4 separate regions of the Mus musculus genome follow, and all the other regions are linked to region 3. A link is a loop called in an ENCODE intact Hi-C map of the cell type or tissue named here. Cell type or tissue: gastrocnemius. All regions are shown on one strand. Each heading gives the region's core, and the rest is flanking DNA. Links, peaks and the distances in the headings are about the cores only. Region 1 overlaps Prkar1b (protein kinase, cAMP dependent regulatory, type I beta). Region 2 overlaps Prkar1b (protein kinase, cAMP dependent regulatory, type I beta). Region 3 overlaps Dnaaf5 (dynein, axonemal assembly factor 5). Region 4 overlaps Prkar1b (protein kinase, cAMP dependent regulatory, type I beta).

Region 1 (5,545 bases), core at 222-5,221, 100 kb after region 3:
ATGCTATCCTGCGCTCTCTCTTGCCTTCAGCTTTACAGCCCATCTCCACCGTGGCTCCCCACCATGGCACTGAAGCACAAGCACACTCTTCCCAAGGCTGTGTAAGACTCTGGGAGAGCCAGGAGGGCAACCTGGGTGGTCCCTGCTGTGTTCCCTGCTGTGGGGCTGCGGTGGTGTTGTGGCTGCGGCAACACTCACTGCTATGATCTCTAGCTTTCCTGTTGCTGTCTTTTCCTCTCTCCTCAGCGGGGTTTATATGTAAGGCCAAGAGGGACCCTGATTTTTTAGGGCCATGGGCTGGCTTCTGTCCAAGTCCACACAGGTCCTGGCACTGGGCTGGCCGGAGTGGTTTTGGACCAGTGGCCACCTGGTTTGGGGTGTAGCCTTTTACTTGTAAAGGGAGCCCTAGGCCAAAGATGAACTATGTGTAGTTTGCAATCCTGGTCCATCTGGACCCACAGGTGTTCCCAGCAAGCAACTGGGAATCAGTCACTGTCCACTGTGTGTAACCAGGAGATAAAACTGGGTCAGTGACTTGTTTCTACCTCCTTTGGACAGTTGTCATGTTGAGTCACCTCCTTCCAGGCAGTGTAGATGTCGCCCTGGGCCTATGTGCCAGTGAGTTTATGAGTTGTCTCTGTTCATCGATCTGGGGTGAGGGAGCCTCTGTCCCAAAGAGCTCCATGCGGTCGCACTTGGGGGCTGGGCCCTGGTTCTTCCACACAAAGCCTTGGCATCAGGCCAGGGGATGGGTGGGAGGCCTCCGGGTTTCTCCAGTCCCAGCCTCACACCATCAGCCTTTACAGTCGGCATGTGCTCACCCAGGCAAGGGGCCAGACTGACAACAACCAGGTGGGTCTGAGTTTGCTCCGGTTCTCTGACACCTGGAGCCTCAGAACCTCATGGCTGTGGGTACAAGCCCTTTAGCTGTCCACAGGCCTCAGTTGCATACTTAACTTGGTGCCCTGTTGATGACCTCAGTGGGCCAAATCTTCATCTGCCACCCACCAAGACCCTTTGCTTTCTGTGTACTATAGACAGGTCGCTTCTCACAACCAGATTTCCTTAATGGAGTTGTCTCTACTGACAGGGGTCACCCTCACAGAATGGGCCTCCTATGCCAACTGTGGCCTCTACTACAGACGGGGATCTGTTGTGTAGTCTGAGTCTCCCCACCGCTGACTGGACTCTCTTCCATAGACCATGGTCTTTTCTGCTGTCTGGAGTCTCCCAGCTGGTTGGTCTTTTGCGCTACTCACCTATTGGGAGCCCGGATCACCTTCTCCCTATCTGGTCTCCTCGCTTTCAGTAGCACCTGCCAAGGGATGCAGAGAACAGCAAGCTCTCGCCCTGGCCACACGGGTCTCAGATGACCTGGTCGGCAGGTGGATCATCTGTTGACTCTTTCAAGCCCAGGCTGGCACTTTGAAACAGCCTGGGAGCCACTGAGTAGTTTTGCAGCCACAGGAACAAAGCACGTGTCCAGTGCTTCGTGCCAGCTAGCTGTTACCACAGCTGCAGCTGTACCTTCCCAGCCACCGCACTGGAGCTGGGTCTGGCAGCCATTATGGTCCGGCTGCTGAGGCCCTGTGACAGGTTTGAAGTCTATAATGTACTTGGAGGCTGTCCTCTACCCTGGTTACTGGTGACAGCCAGAGAGGGCAGCTGGGTTAGGAACACCATGAGATCTCTGGCATCTCATTAGATGTAGATGCCCCTGCCTGCTGTGACCACAGGGTGACACTTTGCTGCAGCAACTATAATTGTGGTGACCACAGGGCCTGGGGCTTGCAGGCCATCATTTCTCTTGAATTGGTAACGGGTACACCTGTCACGGGCTGCAGAAGGCAAGCAAGCTTCCAGCGCCCTGCTCACGGGAGCTCAGATCAGCCACTGGGGAGTTTGGATGATGGTGATGGAGTTTGGATCTGTCTGGTCCTTGGGAAGGGGGAGGGAGGGGGGAATGAGTCTTAGTGAGAGGTGGCCAGGACAAGTGTGCCCCTTCAGGAGGACTGTCCTGTTTTATAGCTAAAGATCTGGTACAGAGCCAGAATCAGCTTTGTCCCAGTCGTTAGCCAGCTGATAGAGAAGCCAGAGGCACTTGAACCCGACTTTAGCCTGAGGCGCTGTGGTGTCCGGTGCACTTGGCTGGCACCGGCAGCCCCAGGGTTTACTTTCTCTCTTTTGGCCCGGAATGGCTGCCAAGCCCCACCCCCACCCCCCACATCTCCAGGCAGCCTCATCAGAACTCAGCCAGCTGGTTCCTTTCTTTCCTCCAAGACTGATGTCCTGGAAGAAAGATTCTTAGGAGGTGACCTCTATCGGTCCCTAGAGGCTGGCTTGCTGGTGGCCTCCCACCTTGCTGACCACGTGGGACCTCCCCCGGCCCCCCCCCCCCCCCGCTTGGCTCTGTACATGGTCTGTGGTGAGAGGGAGCAATGAGATTTCCAGCCCCAGTAGGGCTCCAGTGTGTGGGATGCTGGACTCGGTACCTTTGACACTGCCACCATCTCTGGTGGACCAAATGTTAGATAGAGTCCAGATACTGCTTCTGGGGCTTTCTGAGTCAAGATGCCATGTGGCTCAAACTACCATTCATAAAATATGGGACCAGTGATGGGGCCCGTGGTGTTTTTGATGAATGAATGAATGAATGAATGAGTGAGTGAATGATGACTGGAAAGGCACGCCCTCTTTGGTTTCTACCATTGTTTTGCTAGTGAGTTTACATGGTGGGAAATATGAATGTTCAGGACATTCATCCAACACAGTGCCTGGCACACATCAGGCTCCCTGAACAGATCTCCAGGGTTGGGTACGGGTTGGGTAGGGCTCCCTCTGGTGGTTGAACTTGAATTTCCACCTGCTTTTCCCTTTCCTACACTGGAGCCTGCAGGGCTGACTTGAGTCAAGGGCTCTACCTCTGAGCCACACCCCAGCCCCTCACTGGGGGATTCTAGGCAGGGGCTCTACTACTGAGCCACGCCCCCAGCCCCTCACTGGGGGATTCTAGTCAGGGGCTCTACAACTGAGCCACACCCCAGCCCCTCACTGGGGGATTCTAGGCAGGGGCTCTACCACTGAGCCACACCCCCAGCCCTTCACTGGGGGATTCTAGGCAGGGGCTCTACCATTGAGCCACACCCCCAGCCCCTCACTGGGGGACCTGGGTAAGCATGCTACTGTTGCACTATCTCCTCAGCTCTCTTTTTATTTTGAATTTTGAGATAGACTCTCTAAGTTGCCCAGGGAGACCATAAACTCACTCTGTGCCTCAGGCTGGCCTGAACTTACAGTCCATCTGCCTCTGTCTCTTGAGCCGCTTTATAACCAAACCCTTTCTTTCTTGGTTGCTTTGGATTTGTTTTGTTCTTGCCGTCGCTCCCCAAGGCTACCGACTCCAGGTCTTTCCTATTACACACTGTAGATGTCCTTCCATGTGCAGATTCTCTTGTGCCTCACACGCTTGACAAAGTCTTACTTTAGCTGGGAGGTGGTAGCATAATGCCTCTAAATCTATGAGTTCAAGGCCGTCCTGGTCACAGAGTAAGTTCCAGGACAGCCAGGACTACCTGGAGAAGTTCTATCTTATCCCCTGTTCCCCAAACGTTGCCTTTTATTTTTTCGTTTGGTTTCTAGTTATTTTCATGTCACCTAGATTCTCTTCCTCCCCCCTTCTCTTCCTCCTAGTTTTTGACTTATTGAGATGCGGTCTCATTTTGTAGCCCAGGATGTCCCAAAAATCACGATATACCCAGGACTAGCTTTGCTCTCACCACAATCTTCCTACTTCAGACTTACAGATGAGCATCACCAGGCCCAGTTTTGGTGCCTCCTCCCTGACCCTGTGCTGTTTAGAAGTGCCAGCACTTCCAGAATGCTGGGTTTTTCCCAGGCTTCTAATTTCCATTTTACCTCGGCGGTGACCTAACGGTGCCCACGGCATGCTTTGCTGCCCGAGTTTACTCAGGTGTGTTTTATGGCCCGGGATGTGGCCTTGACTGTTTCATGGGAGCTGCCTGCCCCTCTGCTGTGTGAAGATATACTCCATAAATGTCTATTAGCTGATTGGCAGGCAGCACGGCCCTACTCACCTGTGTCCTCCTCAGCTCCTGGCAGGCCTTAGCTGGTTTTTCCAGTATTATCAACCACCACAGGGCACTGCTTGTCTGTATTTCTGTCAGATTTCACTTAGCAGTCCAGTGTGTGTGTGTGTGTGCACAAATGTACACACACACAAGTGCACACACACAAATGCACACACACAAGTGCGCGCGCGTACACACACACACACACACACACACACACACACACGCAGAGGCCAAAAGACAACTTCAGATGTTGTTCCTCAGGCTGTCCACCTTGAGTTTTGAGACAGGGTCTCTCAGTGGACTGGAACTCACAAGTAGGTATAGAAGAGCTGGCCAGAGAGTTTCACAGATCTGGCTGTTTCTGCCTCCCTACCACTGGGCATGCTCCACCAAACCCAGATTTTTTTTATTTATTTTTTAATATTGGAAGATTGATTCTGGGTTTGAACTTAGGCAAAGCATCTCTTTGGAAGGTCGTTGTTGCAGCCAAGACAGGTATCATATTCTGAGTGCATCATGGGAATCTCTCATAATGAAGTCAGAGCCCTCATGAGCCAATCACCTCTGTGACAAGCTTTTCTAGGCAAACATTGAATCCACACCATAAATGAGTGTTTTAAGTTATCATGACTATATTAGCACCACGACAGAAGCAAGCTCCCTTGCTCCTGAGGATAAAGGTTACTGGTTTAAAGTTCGTCTTCAGCCTCCTCAATGTGCCTGTGCAAATTCAGAAGGTCAGATGGGCTGGGTCATTTGTGGATATTGTGACCATTCATAGCTAGCATGTAGACTGGTGATTCTGAGTGGAAGCCACATTGACAAAGAAGTATATCCAACCCCCCACCTCCTAAAGCCTAGATCCACAGTGGACACTCAGGCCCGTGTCTCTTACAACCCCATTAATGCATCTCCACCCTGAATCTTGGAACTTCACAGTCTGGGTGCCAGAGCTGGCCACCTGGCCCGGAACAATGTGAAGAGATCCAACTGGGCTTATGGGCAGCCTTCCGGGAGCAGGCAGCCTTGCCCCACACCACAGTGCACAAACAGCCAGGGCTGACTTATTGCTGTCTCCACAGAAATATTTGGAACTAGAGTGAGCTCCCACCTAAACAGTGAGAGAACCTAAATTCAAGCTGGGACACCACATCTGTCGCCCTGGCCAGCAGCTGAAGGCCACTTGGGCTGGGATGGCCAGTGTAAGACAGACTGACGCCAAGGTGTCCAGCAGTCTGGGTGCTTCCTGTCTACATAGTATTCACTGAAAGTGCAGATCAGAATAGTAGAGAGTCCTTCTTGTTTGGGTCTTTCAGAGTGGTTGCCAAGGAAATGAGACTTCTAGCTGCCCCCTCTCGCCCTCTTCAGCCTCACCATCAGAAACATTAGTGAGAATATGTGAACGAATTTTCTGCACATAGTAGGAGCGCTTGTAAATGGCCTGTCTCCATCTC
Region 2 (5,545 bases), core at 404-5,403, 160 kb after region 3:
TGGTGAGTCTGGGCTGAGTCCCCATCTCCTGGAGACCAGGAGCCATGACTCTGTCAACCTGCCTATTGGAGACCCCAAGGAACAGCAAGCAACTCCAACTTGCTAGTTAAAGTTGTAGTTTTGAGCCTTCCCAGACTCTCTCTGTAAAGCCCGAATCCCTGTCCCTTGACTTCCAAACACCTCTCACCCGAGTCTCTCTGTTCCCTTACAAGAGGGGATAATGTACTGAAACCAGGCTTGACCCCACATCCCTAAACCATCCACCGTGGAGTGTGATATGAGCCAGCCAGACCCAAGGGCCACATGAGTGTCCACAACTGCTTAGTGTCCCCTGGGTGACCGGCATGTCATGAGACAGTGTGATCAACCTTTTCTTGCCCCGCTGTGCACGTCTAGGTGACCCTTCCAGCTGACCATCAGCTCCCCGCTGTGTGGCCCTGGCCATGTGTGTCGTGCCTGCACTGTGGACTATCTGTGGATTCTGTGGCCCTGCTTCTCCATCCCCTATTTATGTCACCAAGCGCTGCATGAACTATTAAATGTGCAATGAAGAACCCTTTCCCAACCTGGGAGCCTCTGTCTAAATCTTTTGTAGATAAGAAACTGCTCTGGGGATTTCAAGTGATTAACACTGAGCTGGGGAGAATTGGCTTAGCAGGTAAAATGCTTTTCATGCAAATGTGAGGACCTGAGTTCAAATCTCCAGACATAAAGCCAGACAAAGTATCAATCATATAATTCCAGGCTCCTACTGCAAGGTAGGAGGGGTAGACAGGAGAATCTCTGGAAGCTCGGACCAGCTAGCTTGGCATACCCAGATGGTACAAGAGACCTTGTCCCAAACCAGGTGGAAGGTGAGTGCAACTTTTGACCTCTGACCTACACATCAATGTCATGGCATACTTGAACACATTCATGCACGTGCATACACACACACACACACACACACACACTTTAAAAACCACTAAAGCTAAGCCAGATGTGGTGGTGCATACCTTTAATCCCAGCACTCAGGAGGCAGACAGAGGCAGTCCAACTCCCTGAGTTCGAGGTGACCCTGGTCTACAGAGTGAGTTCCAGGACAGCCAGGGCTACATAGAGAAATCTGGTCTCAAAAAAACAAAAACAAACAAACAAAACCATTAATGCTGTGCCTGCTCTAGTCTACATAACTTAGTCTCAAAGTAAAAAGTTAAAAAAAAAAAAGGCAGTGAATATATGGCTCAGTGGTAAAATGCTTGCCTAGAATCCCCTAGTGAGTGCTGGGTGGTGGTGGCACACACCTTTAATCCCAGCACTTGGAAGGCAGAGACAAGTGGATTTCTGAGTTCGAGGTCAGCCTGGTCTACAGAGTGAGTTCCAGGACAGCCAAGGCTACAACAGAGAAACCCTGTCTTGAAAAAAAAAAAAAAAAGAAGAAGAAAGAAAAGAAAAAAGAATCCCCCAGTGAGCGGCTGGAGTGTGGTTCAGTGGTAGAGTCTATGCCTAGAATCCCCTAGTGAGGGGCAGGGGACATGGCTCTGTGGTAGAATAGCTGCCAAGCATGTGCCTTATGTGGGCTCAATATCCTTGTAGAAGCAAGCAAATAAAGTCAAAATGGCAAGTGTTTTGTTACTATCTGCATGCACAGTATATTGAAGCTATCACTACACCCTTCTACAGATGGTCATCTTCCTACTCCAAATTGCACACATTAGATATGAACTCCCCATCCCCACCCCTACTCTTCTACTTTCTGTAACTCCATATATCCAAACCAAAGTCTATAATATCTTCCCCTCTTCTTCTCCCTTTCCCTTTCCCTCTCCCTCTCCCCCTCCCCTCATTCTCTCTCTCTCTCTCTCTCTCTCTCTCTCTCTCTCTCTCTCTCTCTCTCTCTCTCTCTCTCTCTCTCATCTATCAATTTTGAGACAAAGTCTCACTATAGCGCTCTTACTGGTGTCCAGCTCATGAAATCCTCCTGCTTCAGTTCAACTAGTTTCATTTCTACATTGTCAGTGCAAATGGAGGGCTGTGTTGGCCAGACCTCTGTTTGTTAGAGGTGTCCTAGGCATAGTCAAATAGATAGGGCCCAGCCCCAGCCTCATACCCATGTCTGATACCCTACTGACTAAACCTTGAGAGGGAAGAGATTGGCTGGTGCCACTGGGCAAATTTCTTATGGGTACAAGTGGGAACTGGGATAGAGAACACATCTCCATTTCATTATGGTCTCTGTCCTTTGCCAGCTGTGGTGGGCAGTTTGCTTGCCTTGAGAGCAGGGCAGATTATGGGAGCCTTCCATCATCGAATTATTATTCTCCTCAGCTCACTTTTCACCTATCCATGAATTCACACGAGTTCACTTTTCATTCACCCTTGGTTCTTTCCCACATCCCAAGCCCTTTCTATGAGTCCTCAGCCATAAGCCACCTTCCCTGCCAAAACCATTTCCTTGAGGCCCGGGTTTTCTGACTATGAAGACAGAAGTCTGTTGTGGCTGGGTGCCAGCAGGTGGGGCTCAGCCCTGCTGGTCTGATGGCCTTGGCTGGCCCTTCCAGACAGTGGACAGTACTGACCTTGGCTGGCCATTTCAGTCCATGGACAGTCCCAGCCTCACTCCCCCAGTTCCGCTGAATCAGCTGGGCTGGCGGGTGACTCATGTTGAGGTCAGGCCCCCTGGCTGTATTCTGGGGAGACAAGCAGCAGCCTCCTGCAAGACTGGGGCTGGGTGACTTCACATCCAGAGTACCCTGGTCCTAGCTTTAGATTTAGTGTCCCCTTCTGCTCCCCCCACCCCTACTTTCAGTTAGTTTACTTCCTCTGAGATCAGCTGGCCCTGGTCCTGCCAGGAAGTCTTCATTGACCCAGCCTGGCTGCTTTCTAGCTGCACTTGCCTCTGTGATGTCACCACATTGGGAAGCTGGTGCCTGAGGCCTCCTCCACCATCTCCAGCTCCAGTTGGTTGGTAATGATCCTGCTTCATCCTGTCTGTGTCCTGTCTGTGCCCATAGACTAAGAGGCTAGTATGGGTAACAGTGTTATACTGTCTTTAAAAATTAAAGTAAAAATAAAAACAAATGTAAGCTGGGAGTGGTGGTGTATGTCTTTAATCCTAGCACTCAGGAGGCCAAGGCAGGGGGATCTCTGTGAGTATGAGGCCAGCTTGGTCTACAAAGCAAATTCCAGGACAGCCAGGGTTACCTACATAGTGAGATACTGTCTCAAAAACAAAAACAAACAAAAAAATCCCATACAAATGTATATGCACGCGCGTGTGGGCGCATGTGTGTGCATACACCTCCTCCAACCATGTCCCCCTTTTTACTAGGCTAGCTGGCCATCAAGTCCCTGGAACCTCCCTATTTCTGCTGCCCAGTGCTAGGATCACAGCTACACAGTGCCACACCTGGCTTTTTGCATGGGTGCTGGGGACTAACTTGGGTTCTCGTGTCTGTGCATCAAGCACTTTACCCAATGAACCACCTCCCCAACACCATTGCTCTTGTTTGAGATAGAATCTCTCACTGGTCTGGAATTTGTCAAGTAGGCTAGGTTGGCTGGCTGGCCATGGAGGCCCAGGTATCTTCCACTTTTCTAGCACTGGGATTACATTTATGCCCCAACATGGCTTCTCCCTCCCTCCCCCCTTTTCCTTCTTTAGCAGTGCCACTGTGTAGTCTAGACTTGAGATCCTCCCCTCTCAGCCTCCCAGGTGTTGGGATTGCAGATGTGTGATATCAAGCCTTGCTCCTAGTTTTTATTATCTGTTTGGCAAAAGGCAAGTTGCTTAACTTCTCAGAGCTTCGATGATCTCACCATGAACGGGGAGGAGTATTTGCCTCGAAGGCCTGGTTTTAGCAGGGCATGGGATTGTGGATAAGGTGTGTTAACTCAGCAAAAGAAGCTCACAGGCTCAAAGTTATCATGGCATAGAACATCACATCTGATCATGCATAATGACAAGCACATCAGCTGTAGTACCCACAGTTGGTAGACACAGATTGGCTACTTTCTTGCTGGCACATGGCTTGGGTTGTATGTAGCCCTGATATGTGGCCACCTAGAGAGGACCCATCCTAGCCCAAAGGAGCTACCTTTCTCCTGGACCCTCATTCTCCAAGTATCCTTAGGTAGACCCTGTCCCTGCTCAGGGACCCTTGTGAGTCAGGCAGCCATCTCAAGGGAGGTGACTTTCCATATGTCTGACCCACCATCTCATGACATAAACTTTCTAGTGTGAGCTTCTGGGTTATGTGGGGAGGGTCTCAGACAGACCCCGTAGTATAGCTTATCTACTCCAGGAGGCCTGAGGACCTGGAGTTGGGCACAACTGTGATATGTATAGCCTGTGTCAAGCCCCAGAATGTAACTTCCTGGGTGTCTGCTGCAGGCTCATACTCAATAGGAAGGGTCCAGAACACCCTGTCTCTGGCACCCAGATATAGGTTGCAGGCCTTTTGGGACTAGGTCTCAGAGCCAGGGAACCTAGGCAGTCCCTTGGGACATGGTACCTGAGCTAGTTAGATTTGTCAACTTGACACTAGCTAGAGAGGAAATCTCACTTGAGCAAATGTTTTCAACGTATTGGCTTGTAGGCAAGGCTGTGGAACATTTTCTTGATTAATGATTTTGGGCAATGCCAACTCTGGACAGATAGCCCTGGGTTGTATAAGAAAGCTGACGGAGTAAGCCATGGAGAGCAAACCAGTAAGCAGTGTTCCTCCATGGCCTCTGCTTCAGTTCCTGGCTCCAGGTTCCTGCTTGTGTTCCTGCCTTGTTTTCCTCTGATGATGGACTGCAAGCTCACCAATGGATTGCATAAACCCCTTTCTCTACAAATTGCTTTTGGTTATGGTGTTTCTCACAGCAACAAAAAGCTAAGACAGGCCCCTGGTGGAGAATATTGGGCTAAGGGCAGGAAGAAGAGAGTCACCCTCTGAGGTAAAGGTGAGCAACCAGGAACTCTGTATCGCTGACATTGTCACCTGGGGCCTGGCATGAGAGTACTAACCTCAAAAGAACACAAAACCCTTGCCACGAAGGTATCTGATGCCATCCAAGATCGGAGGCTGACACTCCCTGTTTGGTCAGTTACCCACTCCTAACCCATCAATCACTCAGCAAGCCTGCCCACCAGGCTACAGGACTGGAGTGAACCTTCAGGATCTCTCTGTCTTTCTGTCTGTCTCTGTCCTTAATGTCTCATAATATCCCTGTGGGGCTCATTTTGCACAGGGCCACTGAATTCAGAGTGAGAAGATGTTCACAGCAGAGGGGTTGGGGGACAAGGAGTAGAGCCTGGGTCATCTCTGCCTAACCCAGCATGTTCTGGGAAGCTCTGCCTTCCCTAGGGCCATAAAGCTTTTTATGAGTGGAGCCCTAACCACTGGAGCCCAGCCAGGTTTGCCCTGGGAGGATATCATGCTCCCTAGGAGGCCCTAGGAAGACACGAGGACTTGGAGGCAGTATGAGGCAGTGATGGGCACCAAGGGGAGCTGTGTACAGGCCATGTGAGCTGGCCATGACTGAGGGTCCTCCAGGTGCTGCCATCTGCCACAAGGAA
Region 3 (5,545 bases), core at 386-5,385:
GTGCAAGAATGGCCAGGTCTTGACTTGCCTCTAAAGGATGTTACTATTTTGGTTTTTGACAATAGCAAGCCACTGTAAATGGGAACCCTGAGGGGTGTGTCCTCAGCCCTCTAAGACCACCTGTCCTGAGGACCATCTACCAGCCCTGCACTGTGCTGGGGCTGTCAGCAAGCTAGCGTGGAGACTTAAGCATCTCTGTGCTGGCTTTCCCCACGTCCCCTCACGCTCACTGCTCCTCAGGACGCGTCTGTTCCTCTTGTGCTCTGTTCTGTACAGTACTGTCCCGGGTCACCGCCTGGGATCTTGTTGGCTTTGACAGCCTCATTATCTCTGTCTCTAACTGGCTTGGTGCTCAGGCTGCCTCTAGACAGGTAATGCAGCTGCCCACATCATGCCCCACCACGCCAGCTCCAGGTAGATTGCTCTCTGTAGCAATGGCAGATAGAAACCTTATTTCACACACACACACACACACACACACACTTACTTTAAACTGGAACCTGGAAAATTTCTGCTTCAAGGAGGGTCTCCCACCTTTATTGGCTACACCCTACCGGTCCTGGAAACAGAGCCTGGCCTCCATCTCCAATAATGCCCACCTCTTGCTTCTCATGAAGGCTGCTCAGTCAGGACTGGCTCATCTGTCACTGTGATGGCATATGGATACCCAGCAGGAGTCAAAAGAAATATTCTCTCTATGTCTAACTACAAGAGAAGTTACTAAATAACGTGGTGTGTGTGTGTGTGCGTGCGTGTGTGTGCGCGTGCGTGTGTGTGCGTGTGTGTGTGCGTGTGTGTGCGCGTGTGTGCTCACGCACGCCTGGTGTCTTACCAGGATAGACCTTGAGGAATTTCTCTGGCTCCATGGTGTCCCCTGAATTCTTGAGGAACATGTTGATGATGCGGCAGGACATCAGGCGTGTGGTCTGGGAGTCGTCCTCCAGCGTAGCCAGCACTTGTGGCATCAGGGTCTCTTGTGCCTCTTGCACCTGCAGGCCACAAATGGGTGTGAGGAACGTGGGACCACCCATGCTGTCAGCACACCAGTGCTCAATGCCAGGCAATGCAGCTTGAATGCTGCGAAGCACACCTACAAGTAGATTTGAATCTTTTTGGTTTTGTTTGTAACAATAAAAGTTTTGCTTATCTTCTGTGTGTAGGTCTGTGGGTGTGCAAGCGTGCAGGTACACACGTGTAGAGGACAATCTGCAAGAGTCAGTTCTTTCCCTTAACCACACGGCTCCTGGGAGCACACTCAGCACATTGGCCAGGCTTGATGGCCACTGCCCTCACTTGCCAAGTCACCTCACTGGCCCTTGAATCACTTGAATTTATTAATTATTTGTTTTTCGATTCGAGGTTTCTCTGTGTAGCCCTGGCTGTCCTGGAACTCACTCTGTAGACCATGCTGGTCTCACACTCAGAGCTCTGCCTCTGCCTCCCGAGGGCTGGGATTACAGGCCACCACCAGTCACTTATTATCGGCTCAGAGTGCTACAGGATAGGCCAGGCCACACAAGGCAAGCAGACCATGTGAATTACAGACAGTTCACCTGTAATCCCAGCACTTCAAGGGCAGGCTCTGTTAAACAGGGAGTTCTAGGACAGCCTGACCTACAGAAAACCACCCCAATGGAAAAACCAATCAACTAACAAAAAACCCATCAGGGGCTTGGAGAGAAGACTCACTGAGATGGTAGAGAACTTTCAGAATCGAGATCAACCCAGCACTCATGGACGCGCTGGGTGTGGTGGTGTACATCTGCATTCCCGGTGCCAGGCCAGGAAGAGACCCACGGTGGACAGCATGTGAGGAGTGACTTCCGATGCTGCCTTTGTTAGGGCTACGTGGCTTACATATCCTAAATCACAGTCTGCTTCGGGAGGCAACGGGGAGGCAGGGGCTGATGCATGGAGAGGCCATGGAGGATGCTGCTCACTGGCTTGCTCAGCCTGCCTTCGTTTAGAACCCAGGGCCGCCAGCCCAGGGCTGTTCCCAACCACAGTGTACTGGCCCTTCCACATCAACCCTAGATCAAGAAAATGTCCTACAGGCTCGTCTGCTTACAGCTGGATTTTCTCAATTGTGGTTTTCTCCTCTTGGGAGAATCTTAGCTCGTGTCAAGCTGACATAAAACTAGCCAGGACAGATATTCAGAAGTTAATTCTGGCACTCATGAACAAACACGAACGAACACACACACACACACACACACACTACAAAGAAAAAAAAAAGAACCCTTTGCTCTACTAAAATAAAATTTGAAGTGTAGGCAGTTCTCCAGGGGTTCAGTGGAGAGAAGCGCAGGGAATGATGGGAGCTGTAAGGGCTATGACAGGGAATTTTGTTTTGTTTTGAAAGTAGGAAAAGCTGGGCAAAGCCCTATCCTAGTGAGCACTAGAAGCTGAGGCAGGAGATTCATAGTTCAGTCTGCCTGGATTACAGAGGAAGTTCAAAGCCAGCTGAGGACTCTTACTGAGATCCTGTCTCCAAATTAAAAGTGGAATCAGTTAGGAACACAGATTAGCCACAGAACACTTGCTTAACATCCCCCAGGGAGAGGACTGGGCCTGTGGCTCCATGGTAGCCCCTGCCTAGAACCTTCTAGTAAAGGGCCTGGAGCTGTGGCTCAAATGCAGAACACTTACCTGGCATGTAATGGGACAAGCCTGGGAGATAAACCACATTTAGATGCATATATAAGGCTTCACGGGACACGAGAATGAGGGAGGCGTGAACCAGTGAATGGTTCACAGGCCTGTAAGTGGCCTGAGCAGGGCTCTCGTGATCAACAAGAGGGCATCACCTTTGCTGAGGAGGTGAAAGGGATGGGAGGGTAGGTGGTGCCAGTGAAGGAGGTGCTGATGGGGACAAGCAGTGTGGCTGCATGCCCTGGGCTGAGGGCCTGGTGAGTTATGACTGTACTGCCACCAAGTGGCTGCCTCTGTGACACTTTGCAGGGAAGCAGAAGGGCTTCTGGAAGTGGGCCTTCTCATGGTGTAATAAATACAAGAAAACAGCGGGCAGCAGGATGATGGCAGGGGCTGACTAGATAGGGTACCAGTGGGAGACGGTGGGGGATCTTGGGGAGGGCATCCATGTCAGGAGGGAAGGGATCACAACACAAGGGGAGGGCTTTGCCTGCAGCTTTGCTGTTCTAGAACAGAAATACTGCATTTTCTCTAAAGTTCAGATCATCTTAACCATTTCTGCTTTAATTTGGTCAGTCGAGTACCTCAGATCCTACCCACTGTAGAGTGCAACATGTGAGAGTTAGGTAACGACCCCTGTTGTCAGCAGGGGGCGCTCACACACCGTGAGCGGATGGCAGGCAGAGGAGCCGTGCAGAAGCCTCACCTTTCCATGGCTCAGTCGCCTGGCTCACTTCACTGCTTAGAGCAACGCAGGCCTGGCCTGCCACTCTCAGCCACTTCACCTGTGTGTGGTAAGAGCTGAGCCCAGGGCTATCCCTCATCCTAAGCTTGGAATTTTGTGAAGAGCATTCAACAGAAACTGACTTCGGAGACCATTTACCCAATATCTGATGGAGAATTTCTGTGGCACTAATCTTAATAATACGTGCTACACTGTGTGTGCAGTTGCAGCAGACATAATGCATATGTGTGTTCATGTGCTTTTTTTTGAAGGCCAGGAATTGATACCAGGCATCTTTCATTATCATTCTCCACCGTGTATACACACTCATACACACACACAATTTTCTATGTTTGTGTCTGTTTGTCTATTCAGAGTCCAGAAGAGAGCATCAGATTCTCAGGAGTTGTGAGCCACCAGACATGGGTACTAGAAACTGAACTTGGGTCCTCTGCAAGAGCAGAAGGGCTCTGAAGCACTGGGCCATCTCTCCATCCATCCAGCACCTTCTATATTGACACAGGGTCTATCCCGAAGTCAGAGCTTACTGACTGTCAGTGAACCCTGTCTCTGCTCTGTCAATGCTGGTCACCCATGTGGCCAGGCCTGTTCTGTTTTTGTTTTTTGCTTCTTTACATGGATGCTGGGATCCAAACTCAGGTATGGCTGGCATGTCATCTCCCCATATACCTGTGACCTGGTATATCCCTAGTCTCTTTTGAGTTGCTTTTGTCAGGGTATTTTATCACAACAGTAGGATAAGAAACTAAGACAGTTTGTAGACCAGATCCCAGATCTTTCAAGGAGATGTGAGAACCAGAGCAAGAGACTTGGGCCCTGCCCTGATCTGGCCCCACAGACTTCAGCCCTTTAGAGCTTTCTGTGCTGATTGAATGACGCAGTTCTGTAAGGTCCCATGATACACACATGGACAAACAACTGGGGTGGTCACAGCTGTCCTTACCTGCTTGGCCGATAAGATGTCACTGCTGATGAGTGCCCACAGGCAGGATATAGCAGCCGTCCGGATGGCTGCAGCTGTCCTCCCTGCATGCCACTGCAGGTTGGGGGCTAGGATGTCATTTATTACCATATCCAAATAGCCACGGAACTGTCTGGAACAAGAGGGCAAGTGAGGAAGGACAAACAGACTACTCTGAAGGACATGCTTCAGTTTGGGAATGGAACTGGACCTGACCCTGTGCCTCTGCACAAGGTGGTTTCAGGGGGCTCTGTGCTCAAGGGCTGCACCAACCATGATAATCTATGTGGGTCATATGGCACCTCCGTCACCACCCATTGAACCTGCCATCTGTGCCATTAAAACAAAGGAAGCAAGAAATAAGGGTTGGGTGTGGTGGTGCACACATCTTTAATCCCAGCACTAGAGAGGTAGAGGCAGGAGGATCTCTGTGAGTTTTAAGGCCAGCCTGTCTACAGAGTGAGTTTCAGGACAGCCAGGGCTACCAGAGAAACCATGTCTCAAAAAACCAACAAAACCAAAAAAGAAGTAACACGGGGCTGAGACGGCCTGGTGCTCAAGAGCACTTGCAGCTCGCTCTTCTAGAGGACCCGTGTTTGGTTCACAACCCCGTGACTACAGCTCCAGGGCCATGCAATGTCCTCTAAGAGCCTCTTCAGGTACCTGCACACACACAAAACATCTTCTTTTATTAACAAGAACTCTCATACAGAAGATGTCCAGCAGGTCTTGCTAATGTGAGGCTACCTGAAGGGGAACTGTCTGTCATGCCCTCTCTAACAAACTGCTCAGGGCTTCACCCTTCAGAGAGCAGACAGTCTGCCAGTTGCTCATGACTTCTCTCCCCACCACTGCTGGTCTATAACCTACTTTCATTTTTAACTTAAAAAGATGGGATCTCATATAGCCCAGGCTGGACTCAAATCTCCTATATAGCTGAAGATGATGATCTTAAATGTCTTATTCTCCTGCCTGAGTGCAGAAACTACAGGCATGTTCCTCCACACCCATTTTGTACAAAGCTGGAGAATGCTGGGCAAGCCTTCTTCCAACTGAGCCACACATCCAGCTCATGTTTGTCTGTTTGTCTGTCTGTTTGGTTTTTGAGACAAGGTCTTGTTATATAGTCTAGGCTAGCCTGGAATACCTGATCCCCTGCTTCCACTTCCTGAGTGCTGGGATTACAG
Region 4 (5,545 bases), core at 168-5,167, 94 kb after region 3:
GTTGTTGTTTGTTTTTGAGACAGTGTCTAACTATGTAGCCCAGGTGAGGTTGGAACTCTATGTAGCACAGATCTCTTGGTTCTTTTGCCTCAGCTTCCAGAGTGCTAAGATTACAGACTTCCCAAATACCTGGATCAGTATCTTTCCCTCTCCCTCTCCCTCCCCCTCCCCCTCCCCCTCCCCCTCTCCCTCCCCCTCCCCCTCCCCCTCTCCCTCCCCCTCCCCCTCCCCCTCTCCCTCTCCCTCTCCCTCCTCCTCCCCCTCCCCCTCTCCCTCTCCCTCTCCCCCCTCCCTCCTTCCCTTGACCCAGCCATCCTTCCTTCTTCCTTTCTTTTAACCAATAGAGATTAAAATCTCATTATCAGTGTGTGTATGGGCATACTGATCTGCAGGCACGAGGTTGCAAACATGTAGAGACCAGAGGACATCTTTCTTGAGTGGGCTCTCTTTTTCTACCATGCAGATTCTAGGAATGGAGCTCTGGTTGTCAGGCTTGGCAGCAAGCACTTTACCTGCTGAACCACCACACTGACCCAGTAGTACTTTTCCTATAAGGAGCTAGAGAATTCTGATGGCAGAGTCTTAATTCTAACGTTTCAAGCATTTCCATGGCTGAGTTCTTGAAGATAGGCAAGGGGCCTCAGGCTGGTTTAAATCCCCACCTTTACCTGTGCCTCCCCATTCTCCCCTCATCCTGTGGCTTTGCATTTCTCCTGGTATCTGGAGAATGTGGAATTCTGGTTTGCTGTCCCAGCTCCCTGCCAGAGACCTGGGGCAGGGCCCCTCTCCCTGCAGGAGCATATAGGAGGAGATTTGGGAGGGAGTAGCTGCCCGGGGGAGGTCACGCCACTTTCTCATTCCCAAATTAAAGATGTGTGGTGAATGAATCACGGGGCCTTTAGTCTTTATCCATCCCCACATTATTTATAGAAACTGGAAGACAAGAGGACTGTCTCCAGTCACCTCTACAGGGTTCATGTCCCCTTGTCCCAAGGCAGGATTTGTATGGTTCCTCTACAGGTCTCAGGTTCTGTGGTTCATTGGTTGGTGCGTTTCAGCCAATGGTGTCTGCCTATTCTAGTCTCCTGCTGACCAGCTTTCTGGTAAAGTGTGGGGATGTTTGGCAAAGACATAGGTCTGAGGAGAGCTGGGATGGTTTTCTCGTGAGGACTCTCTTCTCTTGAGGCTCAGAGTGCAGCTCACAACCCTCCTCCTAAGGTGGATATTCCGCTGGGCACGCTTGGAGCCACAAGGAAGTAGGGTGGTGGGTGGGCCTAGGGAGAGATGCCTCTGTCTGCTCCAAGCACTGAGGGGTCATATGGTATTTTGAAAGTGATTGGTGAAGCCCCTACGCCCTGTTCTTTTACAGTGCCACAGCTCTATTTCTAGGGTGGCTTTTACATCTTGCTTGTCAGTTCCAGTTTTAACAGTCTGCACCACGCTCCCCTTCGAAGCCACAGAGATGAAGAGGCTAGAGAGGCCTGACCTGGGAAACATGTCCCCTAAGACAGACAGACCTGGCCTCTGCTGTTCATCTCCTGGCCTAAGGGGAAGACATCGGCGTCAGTGAGTGCCATCTCCAAGAGGCACTCAGGAAAGACTCCCGCTAGATTTTAATGACCTGCCATGTTTACAGACTTAGAAGATGCCTCAGGGACCTGAGTGGTAAGAAGTGGTTCCACAACTCAACATCAGCAGGGCTGTTGATCTGGGCTTCAGGCTGACATTTGAATCCAAATGTGCTGAGCTGTGGAGCCACAGGGGCTTCTGAAAGTATTTTAGGTTTTTCTTCACGGGTTCGTTCTGAGGCGTTTATTAACTGTGTGTGGAGTGCCCACACTGGCCCTCTCCACAAGCGATGCTGGGGCTGCTCCCCGCTTCTGGGTGGGGTTTACACTAATGTATGAGCTACGCTTTTGGAAGAGCGAGCCTTCCTGTTTTCCCAGAGTCACTTTATTCACTAAAAGGTGTACACAAGAGCGATAAACATCAGAATGAGCCTTTCCTTTGGTCCATGGCTTTAAGACCTTGTAGCTGGGCTTGGGGGTCCAGACCTGTCATTCAGATTAATCAGGTGGCTGAGGCAGGAGGCTTCCTGGGCCTTGGTCATCAGCCAGTCCAGATGGTCGGCGTGCTTCAAGGCAGCTGGGGCTTGAGAAACGACATAGCCATGGTCTTCTGGCACTGTGTGCACACTTAAATATCACGTACCCATGAGTGAAGTGCACTTGGGTCGAACATGGAAAAGCCCATTTTCTCACTCAGTTAGATTCCCATCTTCCATGTGAAGATGTCTTGCTCGTGTGCCCAAGGCATCCCTGGAGTCTGAGCAGGAGGGCCGCGTATGGACTACTGGCAGAGGGGGACAGGGTAAGCATTCTGTGTGGACACTCACAGGGCCCTCATGTGCTAATGATCTAGTCTCACGATAATTCCAGGATGAGGAAACACATAACAGACCAGAAAGGTCGAGCAATTTGTCCAGTGCTGCAAAGCTCATGGTGAGGAGGCGGGGTGGGGTGGGGTGGGGGCTGCTGAGTTATTCTGTGGTATACTTTGTCCTTCTGCTCTCTGACTCTTCCAGAATCCATGCCTGCTCACACTCTGCTCGCTCCGTAGCGGCTGATGTTGTCTATGTATCCTTGCAGTGCTCTCTGCCCACTCTTCACACAGCTGCAAACACATACCGAGGAAGCTGTTCTATATACTGTAGGTGGCAGTACCATGACATTTATCTAACACTAGGGGGAAGACAGACAGACAGACAGACAGACAAACAGACGATTGGGGTCCTGGATCTTGGACTTCAGAGCTGCCCTGTCTAATAGCAGTTCCACTGACTGCTGTCATGGTAACAGTCACCAGCCAGGCAGGTGCTGGCCACCTGGGGTCACTGTGCACCAGCTATTGGTAGAGTCAAGAGCTGCTGAGAGAAGACATGGGGTAAGCTCTGGGTCAGCCATGCCATCCTCAACACTCATGAGGAAAGCGTCAAAGTGGAAGCTGACAGAGGGCTCGGCACCGCTTGCTGCCTCACAGCCCTCAGTAAGTCCATTTCACAGATGAGGAAACTTGAGGCTTTGTGGCTGAGTGACTTGTGCATAATCCAGCTAGAAAGCTCCAGAGCTGTGATTTGGATTCAGATATAGTGTTCAAGAGCACACGAGCCTCCTTAGTCATCTGTGCATGACTCTAAGACACCCCCAGAGATCTGTCTGCCTTCTGTCTCATCTGTCACCTGCCCAGAATAAGCCTTATTGCCTGATACAACATAGGATGCTTCTCTGAGGCTGTCTATGAGGTTCACCCTGAGGGGAGGACTGTGACCCGCAAGAGTTCCCCAGGAACACCACATGGGATGGTCTGTGGACTCTGCACACGGATGTACACCAAACCCCACCATGGTCATGCACACATGTTGTTCTGCAAGCCCCTGTCGGTTCCTGTAAAAACTGATCCACCTTGCTGTACCTACTAGCTGGACATCCATATGATATCTGACCAGAATTCATAGCTCTTGGGGGTCAGCTGGGGCCCATCCTGTACAAGGGAACACTAATTGAGACTCAAGGAACAAGAACTAGCTTGGGACACATGCACACACACACACACACTCTATGATACAGCCCAAGCTGGCCTGGAATTCCTGTCCCAGGCTTCCAACTGCTGATAGCACAGGCATGCTGCCCACACATGGCTGTCAAATCCTTTTGTTGTTCATTCATTTCCCCTGTAACCAATATTGGAACTCATTCTTGCTGAGTCACTCGACTGTGTCGCAGAGAGCGGGACCGTCCTTGGATACTTGAATATGCCTCCCTAGATCTACCCTGCTAGCCATTGCGTATTCTACCCAGATTTTTGAGGAGTGAAGAAGAGGTACTGGGCCACCCCAAAGCTGTTCTCTCTGTTGCGTTTGGTAGGATGAAGCAGAGAGAGGGACGATACAAGCTTTTGTGAACACTGCTCAAGCCTGCACCTGAAGAGAGGGACAGATACACTGTGGCATGCCCAAAGGATCACCTTGCTTCCAAGAGGATGTTGGGGCCCGAGAGTCCTGTCTTTGCTTATTACTGTACCCTTCCCTGAGAGGAAAGGCCACAGCCAGCCACTGGGCAGTGCTCCCTTGGGAGTACTTGCCAGGAGGACACTGCAGTCACCACCTGGACATTATCACAGTGGGGAACTTGTCTGGGTTCCAGGTTCAGCCCAGCTGGGGAAGTACTGCAATAGAAACACCGCAAATAGCAAGACCTGTGACAGGCTGCGGGGGCTGGAGAGGGGAGCCACCCTGAAAAGCTGCTAGGCTTATGTCAGAGGGTGCAGAGAATAGGCCAGACCATTGAGGGGGTGTGGCATACGCTCAGCCTCCTTCAGAACTGGACTTTCCCCTTCAACTGTCTTTTATTTTTCCTTGGTTTATCTCTTTCTAGATCACCTTACCTCCAATTCCCCTGCAGCAGTGTGCATGCATACATGCACACATGCACACATGCACACATGGCCCTTGCACACATTCTTCCTGTTCTGGGTCTGTTCTTATAGACCACATGTGAGTTGCTCTTTCCTCAGAGCAGAGGAAGCTACCACATCATCTTAGCCAGTACCCTAGGCTATGTAAGTTGAGAGCCAGTCTTGGTGGACCAGAGATTTAGAGAGAATGGTTTGGGGATGGCAACCTGTTTTAGTGGAGCAGGAAGAAGAGCTGCAGGGCAAGAAGCAGGGGGCTTCCAAAACTGGGCAGGAGCCATAACCCAGCAGTAGCATGCTGGCCTAGAATCCTCCACCTAGGGGCTCGGCTGTAGCACAGAGGTTGAGCTCCTGCCTAGAATCCCCCAGTGAGGGACTGGGGTGTGGCTCAGTGGTTAGAGTCCCTGCCTAGAATCCCCCAGTGAGGGGCTGGGGGTGTGGCTCAGGGGTAGAGCCCCTGCCTAGAATCCCCCAGTGAGGGACTGGGGTGTGGCTCAGTGGTTAGAGTCCCTGCCTAGAATCCCCCAGTGAGGGGCTGGGAGCGTGGCTCAGTGGTTAGAGTCCCTGCCTAGAATCCCCCAGGGAGGGGCTGGGAGCGTGGCTCAGGGGTAGAGCCCCTGCCTAGAATCCCCCAGTGAGGGACTGGGGTGTGGCTCAGTGGTTAGAGTCCCTGCCTAGAATCCCCCAGTGAGGGGCTGGGGGCGTGGCTCAGTGGGTAGAGCAGTTGGAAGGAAGGAGGGAGGAAGGGAGAGAAAACAGGGGAGAAAAGATGGAAAGAGAAAAGTGGGCGGGTTTGTTTACAGTATTCTCTTAAACTCTCTAACCGATGCCGTGAAAACTGGGCAGAGCAGAACTGTAGAGAGCAAAGTCTGACCTGGTTTTAGACCGTACATAACAATTAACTGCAAATGAATCTAAGACTTCAGGGTGAGAGCTAAAAATGTAAAACTCCTAGAAGAAAACAGGATGATGTGCCCTGGTGTTGGTTTTGGTAGCAATATTTGGCTAGGATTCCCATGGCACACACAGAGGCCAGCTGTTCTCTGTTTTTGTTTTGTTTTGTTATCAAGATTTT

The links. Peaks named below come from ENCODE experiments on the same cell type or tissue, not always from the same donor. Only the 100,000 strongest peaks of a DNase experiment are listed, where the experiment ranks them.
Region 1: it touches region 3 in a loop (4-fold over the local background); 26 of 42 quality-filtered maps call a loop at or near these places.
Region 2: it touches region 3 in a loop (2.2-fold over the local background); 5 of 42 quality-filtered maps call a loop at or near these places.
Region 4: a loop joins it to region 3, with 3 times the contacts of the local background. A loop is called at or near these places in 26 of 42 quality-filtered maps.

The regions. Positions count from the first base shown.
Region 1 is chr5:139,072,631-139,078,175 of GRCm38, reverse strand. All of the region lies in intron 4 of Prkar1b (protein kinase, cAMP dependent regulatory, type I beta), which reads left to right. Among named protein-coding and RNA genes, the nearest start is that of Prkar1b, 54 kb to the left of the region's middle. In gastrocnemius, for the core only: a CTCF peak has its summit at 2,862 (motif pointing left); DNase peaks (open chromatin) are centred at 743, 1,537, 2,131 and 2,845; H3K27ac peaks cover 230 bases.
Region 2 is chr5:139,012,326-139,017,870 of GRCm38, reverse strand. It overlaps Prkar1b (protein kinase, cAMP dependent regulatory, type I beta), which reads left to right. Exons shown (of 11, transcript NM_008923.3): 11 at 1-567. Among named protein-coding and RNA genes, the nearest start is that of Pdgfa, 20 kb to the right of the region's middle. In gastrocnemius, for the core only: no CTCF peak of the experiment used is centred there; a DNase peak (open chromatin) is centred at 2,522.
Region 3 is chr5:139,176,861-139,182,405 of GRCm38, reverse strand. It overlaps Dnaaf5 (dynein, axonemal assembly factor 5), which reads right to left. Exons shown (of 13, transcript NM_001081265.2): 10 at 4,341-4,491; 11 at 833-989. Among named protein-coding and RNA genes, the nearest start is that of Sun1, 21 kb to the left of the region's middle. In gastrocnemius, for the core only: a CTCF peak has its summit at 3,280 (motif pointing right); DNase peaks (open chromatin) are centred at 2,929 and 3,316; H3K27ac peaks cover 188 bases.
Region 4 is chr5:139,082,673-139,088,217 of GRCm38, reverse strand. All of the region lies in intron 4 of Prkar1b (protein kinase, cAMP dependent regulatory, type I beta), which reads left to right. Among named protein-coding and RNA genes, the nearest start is that of Prkar1b, 44 kb to the left of the region's middle. In gastrocnemius, for the core only: a CTCF peak has its summit at 2,884 (motif pointing right); DNase peaks (open chromatin) are centred at 2,887, 3,672 and 4,202; H3K27ac peaks cover 275 bases.